2 separate regions of the Homo sapiens genome follow, and region 2 is linked to region 1. The links are chromatin loops, found by intact Hi-C in ENCODE. Cell type or tissue: K562. All regions are shown on one strand.

Region 1 (5,000 bases):
CCATATGAACTTTAAAATATATTTTCTAGTTCTGTGAAGAATGTCATTGGTAGTTTGATAAGAATAACCTTGAATCTGCACATTGTTTTGGGCAGTATAGCCATTTTAATGATATTGATTCTTCCTATCTATGAGCATGGAATCTTTTTCCATTTGTTTGAGTCACCTCTGGATTCTTTGCGCAGTGTTTTGTAGTTCTCCCTGTAGAGATCTTTCACCTCCCTGGTTAGCTGTATTCTTAGGTATTTTATTCTTTTTGTGGCAATTGTGAATGAGATTGCCTTCCTGGCTTGGCTCTTGGCTTGACTGTTGCTGATGTATAGGAATGCTAGTGATTTTTGTACATTGATTTTGTATCCTGAGACCTTACTGAAGTCATCAGCTTAAGGAGCTTTTGGGCCAAGGCTACGGGGTTTTCTAGATATAAGATCATGCCATCTGCAAACAGGGATAGTTTGACTTCCTCTCTTCCTATTTGGATACGCTTTGTTCTTTCTTTTGCCTGATTGCTCTGGCCAGGACTTCCAATACTATGTTGAACAGGAGTGGTAAGAGAGGGCATCCTTGTCTTGTGCTGGTTTTCAAGGAGAATGCTTCAGCTTTTGCCCATTCAGTATGATGTACTAGAACTTTTTTAATTAAAAAGCTACTGTTTCTGGCCGGGCATGGAGGCTCACGCCTGTAATCCCAGCACTTTGGGAGGCCGAGGCAGGCGGATCACATGAGTTCAGGAGTGTGAGACCAGCCTGGCCAACGTGGCAAAACCCTGTCTCCACTAAAAATACAAAAATCAGCTGGATGTGGTGGTGCGTGCCTATGATCCCAGCTATTTGGGAGGCTGAGACAGGGGAATCACTTGAACCCAGGAGGCAGAGGTTGCAGTGAGCCGAGATCGCACCACTGCACTCCAGCCTGAGCGATACAGCGAGACACCATCTCAAAAAAAAAAAAAAAAGAAAGAAAGTACTGTTTCTTTAAAGAGCCAACTCCCTGATTCTATTTAAAATGTCATTTTACTTCCCTCACAAAAAAATTCTTGTCACATTGCTTCAAAAATATTACAGAAAGTAAAATATTTCATTTATATTAAGAAAAATAGCTAAAGCAAAATGACTACAAGCAGAATATATATTCATGTCATGTCACTCAAATGCTGAAAATCATTTTTGGCTCCCACTGTTCTCTGAACAGTGTAAGTTCCTTAGCCTCTGACACAGGGACTTGTGCCATCTGCTCCCAGCCCTTCTAAGCACACTACTCTCCTGCCAAGAGTGATCCATGCACTGTTTCTTGTACCACCCTGAGCTTTAGCTCCTGTAATTCTCTCAGTTTAGAATATCTCTTACCCCTCCCCACACCCCACAGTCTCCACAAGTTTAACCTGCTGTCCTCCCAGGTCTAGTTTCAATGCATCTGAAGTCCTTCCTGGAGTATTTTCTCCTTCCTCTGAACCCCATAGCATTTGCCTTATATTGATCACTTCTGTTCCTGTGTGATCAATATTTGTATATAATGACTTATAGGTCCTCACCTGACGGCAAGCCCCCTGAGGATAAGATCCTTGTCTAGTTCATCTCTAGCTTCCCTATGGGAATTGTAGGTGTTCACTAAGTAGCTGGAGAGTGACAAATGGCTTTGCTGTAACACAGGAGTATCCAATCTTTTGGCTTCCCTGGGCCACACTGGAAGAAGAATTGTCTTGAGCCACACATAAAATACACTAACACTAACGATGGCTGATGAGCTAAAAATAAAAATAAAATCACACACAAAAAATCTCACAATGTTTTAAGAAAGGTTACAAATTTGTGTTGGGCCACATTCAAAGCCGTCCTGGGCCACATGTGGCCCCTGGGCTGTGGGTCGAACAAGCTTGCTCTAACAGTTCATCTTACACTTTAGTTCTCAATAGGGGCCAAATTTACTTTTCTGGAAAGTAGAGCATGGATGTATTTGAAAGTTTCTTTGGGGGGCACAGTGGCTCATGCCTGTATCCCCGCACTTTGGGAGGGCAAGGTGGGTGGATCAGGAGGTCAGGAGATCGAGACCATCCTGGCCAACATGGTGAAACCCCATCTCTACTAAAAATACAAAAAAAATTAGCTGGGCATGGTGGTGCATACCTGTAATCCCAGCTACTCAGGAGGCTGAGGCAGGAGAATCGCTTGAACCAGGAAGTCAGAGGTTGCAGTAAGCCGAGATTGTGCCACCACTGCACTCCAGCCTGGTGACAGAGTGAGACTCTGTCTCAAAAAAAAAAAAGTTTCTTTATAACATGCTACTAACATGTTCCTTTACTCTGTATTGTCTCACTCCAATCCCAGAATAGGCCTCTGAGTTGTAGCATCAGGTATAGTTACCCAATTACATAGATGAGCAAAAATTGTGAGACTTTTTAATGTCATGGAGGACCAGAATCCAGTTTTGTTGACTTCAAACGCAGAGCTTCTCCAGTGTCTCATTCATTGTGCTTAAATCTTCATGACAGGTATCTAAACATGTTAATTGCTTTTGAGTATGTACTTATAATAAATCATTCTCAGGACATTTTGTAGAATACACACAATGTTCCAAGTCTTTAGTATTTTGTTTTTCCAACAAGCACTTGTTCAGCAAGTATTCAGCACTCAGTGAGCACTGTTTCTTCCAGAGAGAAGGGACAGCTGAGGATGAAGAAGAATCTATAGGAAGCTACAATCTAATCCCTGTATTCTAGGGGCACATAATCAAGTGCAAGTGCATTTGGCTGAGACATCATTGTGGTTATACTTTTAAGATACAGTGTTTGTTAAGGAGACATGATTACCTAAAACCCTGCTTCTTATTTAAGAGGAAAACGTGCCTCCAGAAGACATCGAGAAGGTTGCGAATGGTGTGCTTGACATTCACCTACCAATTCCATCCCAAAATCTAACCGATGAACTTGTCAAAATACAGAAACATATGCAACTCTGTGAGGATTACAGGACAGATGAAAACAGGTTAAATGAAGAAGCAGATGGAGCCCAAAAGCTTTTGGTGAAGGCCAAAGCAGCTGAGTAAGTACTGTATTAATATTCTTATCTTGCTCTAACAGACCATCTGCTGAAAGGACATCAGGAAAATGTTTGCCTAGGGATCTATAGCATTCAAATGAAATTACCTTCTGATAGTTCAGTGCCCAAGTTGAGGGCTGAGCTCTCTTTGGAGATTCCCCGGGAAGCTGAGTGACTCGGTGACAGGGTTCAGGGTTGTTTTCTTCCTGTTTTCTTAGACTCAAAATGCCTTTCCAGTGGCCTGATACCTTTTTATACCAATGCATACCAATAAATGTGCAATACTCATTATATGCCAATACTTTAACAGGTGGTTGGAATATTGGTATAGTTTTTCCCTTATTTATCTATGTTTGGTATTTTCTAAGTTTACTACACTAAGCAGTACTTTGAAATCAAAATTATTTTTTAAAGTCTGTCTGATATTTCACTTCCTCAGTATATTCTCAGTAAAAAGATATTAGGATGGTGCAAAAGGAATTGCGGTTTTTGCCATTGAAAATAATGGCAAAAACCGCAATTCCTTTTGCACCAACCCAATATAATGATGAGGAACAGAACGGACACTAGAGCTCCAGGAGTACTGCAAGATGAAAATGATATCTATGGTATACAGAGTTAACTAACTCTTGCCTTTTGTCCTGTTGACTTAGCCAACCAAAAAAGAAAAGCCAGGTTGATGTTTTTATGAGCATGGGGTGCTGTGGGTCAGGGTTACAGGATCAGTTAGGTGGTAGTATCATCAACACCCACCATCACTGAGATCTGAGCCATTGTCACTGTCTCATCATCCACGTGTATAAACGAAGTGCACCAGATTCATCCAAAAGTCCAACCCCTTCTAGGTTTAATATTTAAAACGAGGAAGATTAACTGCACAGCAATTACTTAAAAGATTAAGTAGGCCGGGCACGGTGGCTCACGCCTGTAATCCCAGCACTTTAGGAGGCTGAGGCGGGCAGATCACCTGCGGTCAGGAATTCGAGACCAGCCTGACCAACAGGGAGAAACGCTGTCTTTCCTAAAAATACAAAATTTGCCGGGTGTAGTGGTGCATGCCTGTAATCCTAGCTACTTGGGAGGCTGAGGAGGAGAATCACTTGAACTGAGGAGGTGGAGGTTGCAGTGAGCCAAGATTGCGCCGTTGCACTCCAGCCTGGGCAACAAAATCGAAACTCCGTCTCAAAAAAAAAAAATCAAGTAATCACACAGCAATTAAAAGTGATACTGATGGGCTGGGGGAAGCGGCTCACGACTATAATCCCAGTGCTTTGGGAGGCCGAGGCAGGTGGATCACTTGAGGCTAGGAGTTAGAGACCAGCCTGGCCAACATGGTGAAAACCCGTCTCTACTAAAAATACAAAAATTAGCCGGTGTGGTGGCATGCACCTGTAATCCCAGCTACTCGGGAGGCTGAGACAGAGAACTGATTGAACTTGAACCTGGGAGGCAGAGGCTGCAGTGAGCTGAGACTGCACCACTGAACTCTAGCCTGGGCAACAAGAGCGAGACACCATCTAAAAAAAAAAAAAAAAGTTGATAAAAGATGTTTAATAACAGGCAGAGATTCTTATATTGCAATGGTAATGCTTTTTAAAAAGCAGGTAACATCCAAACTGAACAGGAAGTTGAAAATAAAAAGCAGGTAACAATCTATACATGAAAGAGGATCTTAATTATGAAAATAAAAAATTTTGCTACAATATCCTAACATTTTAAAAGATGGCAAGATTACTGGTATTTTTTCCCCTTCTTACGTTTTTTTTTCTTTTTTTTTTTTTTTTTTGGTACTCTCTAAATTTGCTATAATAAGCAGTACATTGAAAATCTTTTTTTTTTTTTTTCTTTTGAGACAGGGTCTCATTCTGTCATCCAGGCTGGAGTGCAGTGGCACGATCTCAGCTCACTGCAACCTCCGCCTCCCAGATTCAAGTGATTCTCATGCCTCAGCCTCCCAAGTAGCTG
Region 2 (5,000 bases), 60 kb before region 1:
GTGTATTTGAAGATTGATTAGAATTCTCATATAAATTTTCTCTAAGTTGTCCTTGTTTGAACCTAAATATTTACATAAGCAGATTCCAGGCATAAGAGTTGACTAATTTTAAGTTTTCTACAATTAAGTTGCCATTAAATTTGATACAGAAAAACCAAGATTTGGTAGACTCAACTACTTGATAATAAAAGTTTGCTAGAATTATGTGACACCAAGACATTCAATTAGACTTCTAAAGGTCATGACATAAGGCTATTTCAAAGAACATTTACTATCCACCCTTCCCACATCTCTTTCCCAAAGGATACTTCTGTGCATAATTAAATTATTCTCTGGAACTCAATACTGATTCTTTGGAGTGTCTCCCAAAGAAATTGTAGCTTTTTCCTTTTGGCCACTATTAAGATGAATCCAGTTTGTTCCCTTCTTTCTAGAAGCAACTGGCTTTAATTAGAAGAAAATTGTGGCTTTTCCAAACTAAACAGAACTCAATGCTATTTTTTCATAGTAAGTCACCAGTCACAAAACAATAACAAGTAACAAATCATTGAAATTTGAAAGATTGTGTCAGAGAGCAAACACCAGTTGCTTCAATAATGCGAAACAACTGGTTTGACTGAATTGTTTCCACTAAACTCACTAACCTAAATGGTGGTTATATAGACATGGTTTTAGACTTGACAGTTTTGTTTTTAGTAATCCAAAGCAAGCATGTATAAATGTGAATGTGACTGTTCCTTAAAATCAGGATATTCATATTTTTATTTTTATTACACGCCTTAAAAGTGGAACCCCATGGAAACACAGAACCACAAAGGTACAAGAGACCTTGGTGGTCATCTAATGCCCAACAACACATTTGTCATCCATACCAAAGCCACAAGTGCTGTTTCAACATCTACCTGGACACCTCCGATGATGAGGGGTTCGCTGCAGTATTGGGCACCCCTAACTATTTGAGAGTTCTTCCTCAAACTCAATCAAGTGCTACCTTTTGTGACTTCTACTCTCTCCTGGTTCTACCCTCTGGAATTAACTCAAACTGTCAACATTCTTTTTCATATGACACACCATCCTTGAGTTGTTCAAATGTCTACAACAACAACAGGAAAAAGGTTGCTACCATTGTGGCTCCTTTGCTGCAAGTGACTGTTTATCCCATTTTCCAGAATCTCTTCCATCAAGCTCTTGACCTGTCAGCAGATTTCCCCCCAACAAAACCAAGGATATGAATACTTCTCACTATTCCCTCCCTTTCCTTCTTACAGGTGTTTCTTCCAGGAAAAATAAAATAGAATGTCACTTTTCCTTGTGACATATTTTTCTGTGATAGAGGAGAGACTTACTTTTTAAGCACGTTTCAGAGATTTTGACCTTATTTTCACCTTTAGAGTCTTTTTTAAAATCTATTTTTAGATGAAATTCACATAACATAAAATATTAACCATTTTTAAATGAACAACAGTTCACCAGCACAATGTTGTGCAGCCATCCCATCTACCTAATTCCAAAACGTTCTCATCATCCCCAGAAGAATCAGTCTATTCTTAACATAATCTAGTCTTAATTTTCATAACAGCAGTCTTCCTCTGGTCCTCTGACTTTCGAATCATTTAAAAGTCTTTTAAAAATATATGCATGGATTTATTCAACGTTTTCCAAGGCTAGAGATCTGGGAGACATTTCTGAATAGCTCTTGCCAGGTGGTCTAATTATTTAAACATTTAATTATTTAAACAAAGCAAGATAGTTATAGCATGAGTAAAATGCCGTGCTTATATTTCAGGCTTCCCACAATTTGCAATTAACTAAAACAATGAATGTCTGTGTCCCCAGCTTGTGAATGTGACCCCGATGGGACCATATCTGGTGGCATTTGTGTGAGCCACTCTGATCCTGCCTTAGGGTCTGTGGCCGGCCAGTGCCTTTGTAAAGAGAACGTGGAAGGAGCCAAATGCGACCAGTGCAAACCCAACCACTACGGACTAAGCGCCACCGACCCCCTGGGCTGCCAGCGTAAGTCCATAATCGGGGGTCGGGGGAGTGTCCATCAACCCCTATGTGGTTGGTTGGTTTGTCTGTTTTTGAGATGGAGTCTCGCTCTGTCGCCCAGGCTGGAGTACAGTGGCAAAATCTCGGCTCACTCCAACCTCCACCTCCCAGGTTCAAGCAATTCTCCTTCCTCAGCCTCCCGAGTAGCTGGGATTACAGGCGACCACCACCACGCCCAGATAATTTTTGTATTTTTAATATAGACGGGGTTTCACCATGTTGGCCAGGCTGGTTTCAAACTCCTGACCTCAAGTGATCCGCCCACCTCGGCCCCTATGCGTTTTAAAGCTTGGGGCTGTCTCTGTCTGCCCTAAAAATTGATGATCATGAATACCTAAGAATCCTGCCAACCTCTGGGTTTTAAAAAGTAACATAATGGTTCCCGTAAATCCTAAGCGGTTAGTGGAGAACTTTTCTCTGTGGTTTGCTGGGTTTATCATAAAGGACCAGCAGGGGGCATTCACATTTTCCCCACTGGAACAAACACGGGGAAATGGCAAGAAATTTAACGCCAAGTTGCAAAAGTTTTTTTGGTTTCCACTAGACCTCTACATACAAATCCATTAAATTACATTATGTGTTTCTGCAAGATTGATGTCATCTTAGGCAATTTTCAAGTGGTGGTTTGTTTATTTATTTATTTATTTATTTGTGAGACGGAGTCTCGCTCTGTCACCCAGGCTGGAGTGCAGTGGCTGGGACTACAGGCGCCTGCCACCACGCCCGGCTAATTTTTTGTATTTTTAGTAGAGACGGGGTTTCACCGTGTTAGCCAAGATGGTCTCTGTCTCCTGACCTCGTGATCCGCCCGTCTCGGCCTCCCAAAGTGCTGGGATTACAGGCGTGAGCCGCCATGCCCGGCCTCTTTTTATTTTTTAAATTATGTTTCCCCTTTCTTCTCACACCCCTTCTAATATTGGTCCATATGTTCTCTGATAAAAGAAAAAATAATTAAAGAGCTCAGGGAAGCGGGGGAGCGGAAATAGAAAAACACCTCAGCAGTTTTCTAAGGCCAAATGAGCAGACCCTTAGCTATAGGATCACAGAAATTTAGAGCTGCTCCGGGCCTCCGTAGAGCTACAGATTCCTCAGAAACCCTGGGTAAATAATTTCCATTTGGTCACAGCCTCCTGCTCCATATTTTTGCCCATATAAGGAACTGTGGATTATTTGCATGTTTAGAAAACATTGGTCTGAATCTTTCTGTAATAAAACGCTCTTCTTAAGTTTGATGGCAAAATTAAATGTCATGATAATGAATTATATAGTCAAACCAATTTCCCATCATACCTTTCAGCATTCCACATGTTTCTCTGACTCTCTGACTAAAATGATGTCCTCCAAGAACAGGCTGAACATTATTTTGGTGTGTGGGGGTGTATACCAGCTTTAAATTTTTTTTTTTTTTTTTTTTTTTTTTTTTTTTTGAGAGAGACAGAGTCTTGTTTTGTCATCAAGGCTGGCTTACAGTGGCACAATCATAGCTCACTGCAGCCTTAAACTCCTGGACTCAAGCAATTTTCTCACCTCAGCATTCAAGTAGCTAGAACTACAAGCATGTGCCACCACAGCCATCTAATTTTTTTTTTTTTTTTTTTTGAGAGACGGAGTCTCACTGTGTTTCCTAGGCTGGTCTTCAACTCCTGATCCCAAGCAACCCTTCCGCCTCACCTTCCCAAAGTGCTGGGATTCTAGACATAAGCCACTGTGCCCAGCCCATAACAGCTTTATTGAATATAATTTACATACCATACAATTCACCCTGTAAACAATTCAATAATTTTTAGTATATTGGAAGTTGTGTAATCATCACCACAATCATTTTCATCCCCCCACAAAAGAAACCCCTCTTCTGCATATATACCCAAAATAATTGAAAGCAGAGCTTTGAAGGGATATTTGTATTTCCATGTTCACAGCAACACTAGCCAAAAGGTGGAAGTAACCCAAGTATCCACTGATGGATGAGTGGGTAAACAAAATGTGGTATTTACATACAATGGAATCTTATTCTTCCTTAAAAAGGAAAAAAATTCTGACACATCCATCAACATGGATGATCCTTAAGAACATTATGCAAAGTAAAAGAAGGCAGTCACAAAAAGACAAAGACTATATAATTCCACTTATATGAGGTACCCAGAGTAGTCAAAATCAGACCGAAAGCAGCACGGTGGTTGCTAGGGATTAGAGGGGAGAAGGAGTGGGGAGTTATTATATAAAGGGCATAGAGTTTCAGTTTTGTAGGATGAAAAGCGTTCTGGAGTTTGTTTATGCAACGATGTTAATGTGCTTAACACAATTGAACTGCCTGCTTAAAATGGTTAAGATGGTACAATTAGTAATGTTTTCAAGTTTTATCCATATTGCAGATTACATCGGTCTTTATTTTTTATTGCTGAATAACATACTATTGTACAGAGGTGCCACTTTTATTTATCCATTCATTAGTCAATGGGACATTTGGGTTATTTCCATGAACGTTGGTATTTGCTGCAAGTGTATTCCTTGCTCTGGTAGCATGTCTTTTTAGCCTTTGCAACATATGCAGGGCTCAGAAATGTCTACGGGTAGAGGAGAAGAAGGAGGGGGGAATTAAGACAAAAAGTAACAAAGTACTAAAGGAGAGAAGAGAGAGTGGGATTCCAGATGCATCTGCCAGAGAAGGAGCGATCAGTAATAACCATGACTCCCAGAAACTCCTGCCTCTGAGTCACCAGCCTGGTCAGCATCACTTAGGGTTACTGTGCCAGTACTGCAGCATGTACAACTAGCTACACCTACTTGTCTCCTCCTCCTAATTGCCATCCAGTAAAACTACATGAGGCTCTGGAAGTGCCTGACACAGGATTTCCTCTGTGAGGTTATATGCAAAACAATAATCACGCAGCCAGGCACACAATAAACCTGGCAGGGCAGGCTTCTCTGTGTTCTTGCGGTTATGCTTC

Evidence for each region. Peaks named below come from ENCODE experiments on the same cell type or tissue, not always from the same donor. Only the 100,000 strongest peaks of a DNase experiment are listed, where the experiment ranks them.
Region 2: it touches region 1 in a loop (2.0-fold over the local background); 7 of 110 quality-filtered maps call a loop at or near these places.

The regions. Positions count from the first base shown.
Region 1 is chr7:108,035,426-108,040,425 of GRCh38, reverse strand. It overlaps LAMB4 (laminin subunit beta 4), which reads left to right. Exons shown (of 34, transcript NM_007356.3): 30 at 2,831-3,038. Among named protein-coding and RNA genes, the nearest start is that of LAMB1, 35 kb to the right of the region's middle. In K562, no CTCF peak of the experiment used is centred here; a DNase peak (open chromatin) is centred at 3,105.
Region 2 is chr7:108,095,419-108,100,418 of GRCh38, reverse strand. LAMB4 (laminin subunit beta 4) reads left to right here. Exons shown (of 34, transcript NM_007356.3): 11 at 1,837-2,016. Among named protein-coding and RNA genes, the nearest start is that of LAMB4, 32 kb to the left of the region's middle. In K562, a CTCF peak has its summit at 2,499 (motif pointing right); a DNase peak (open chromatin) is centred at 2,498.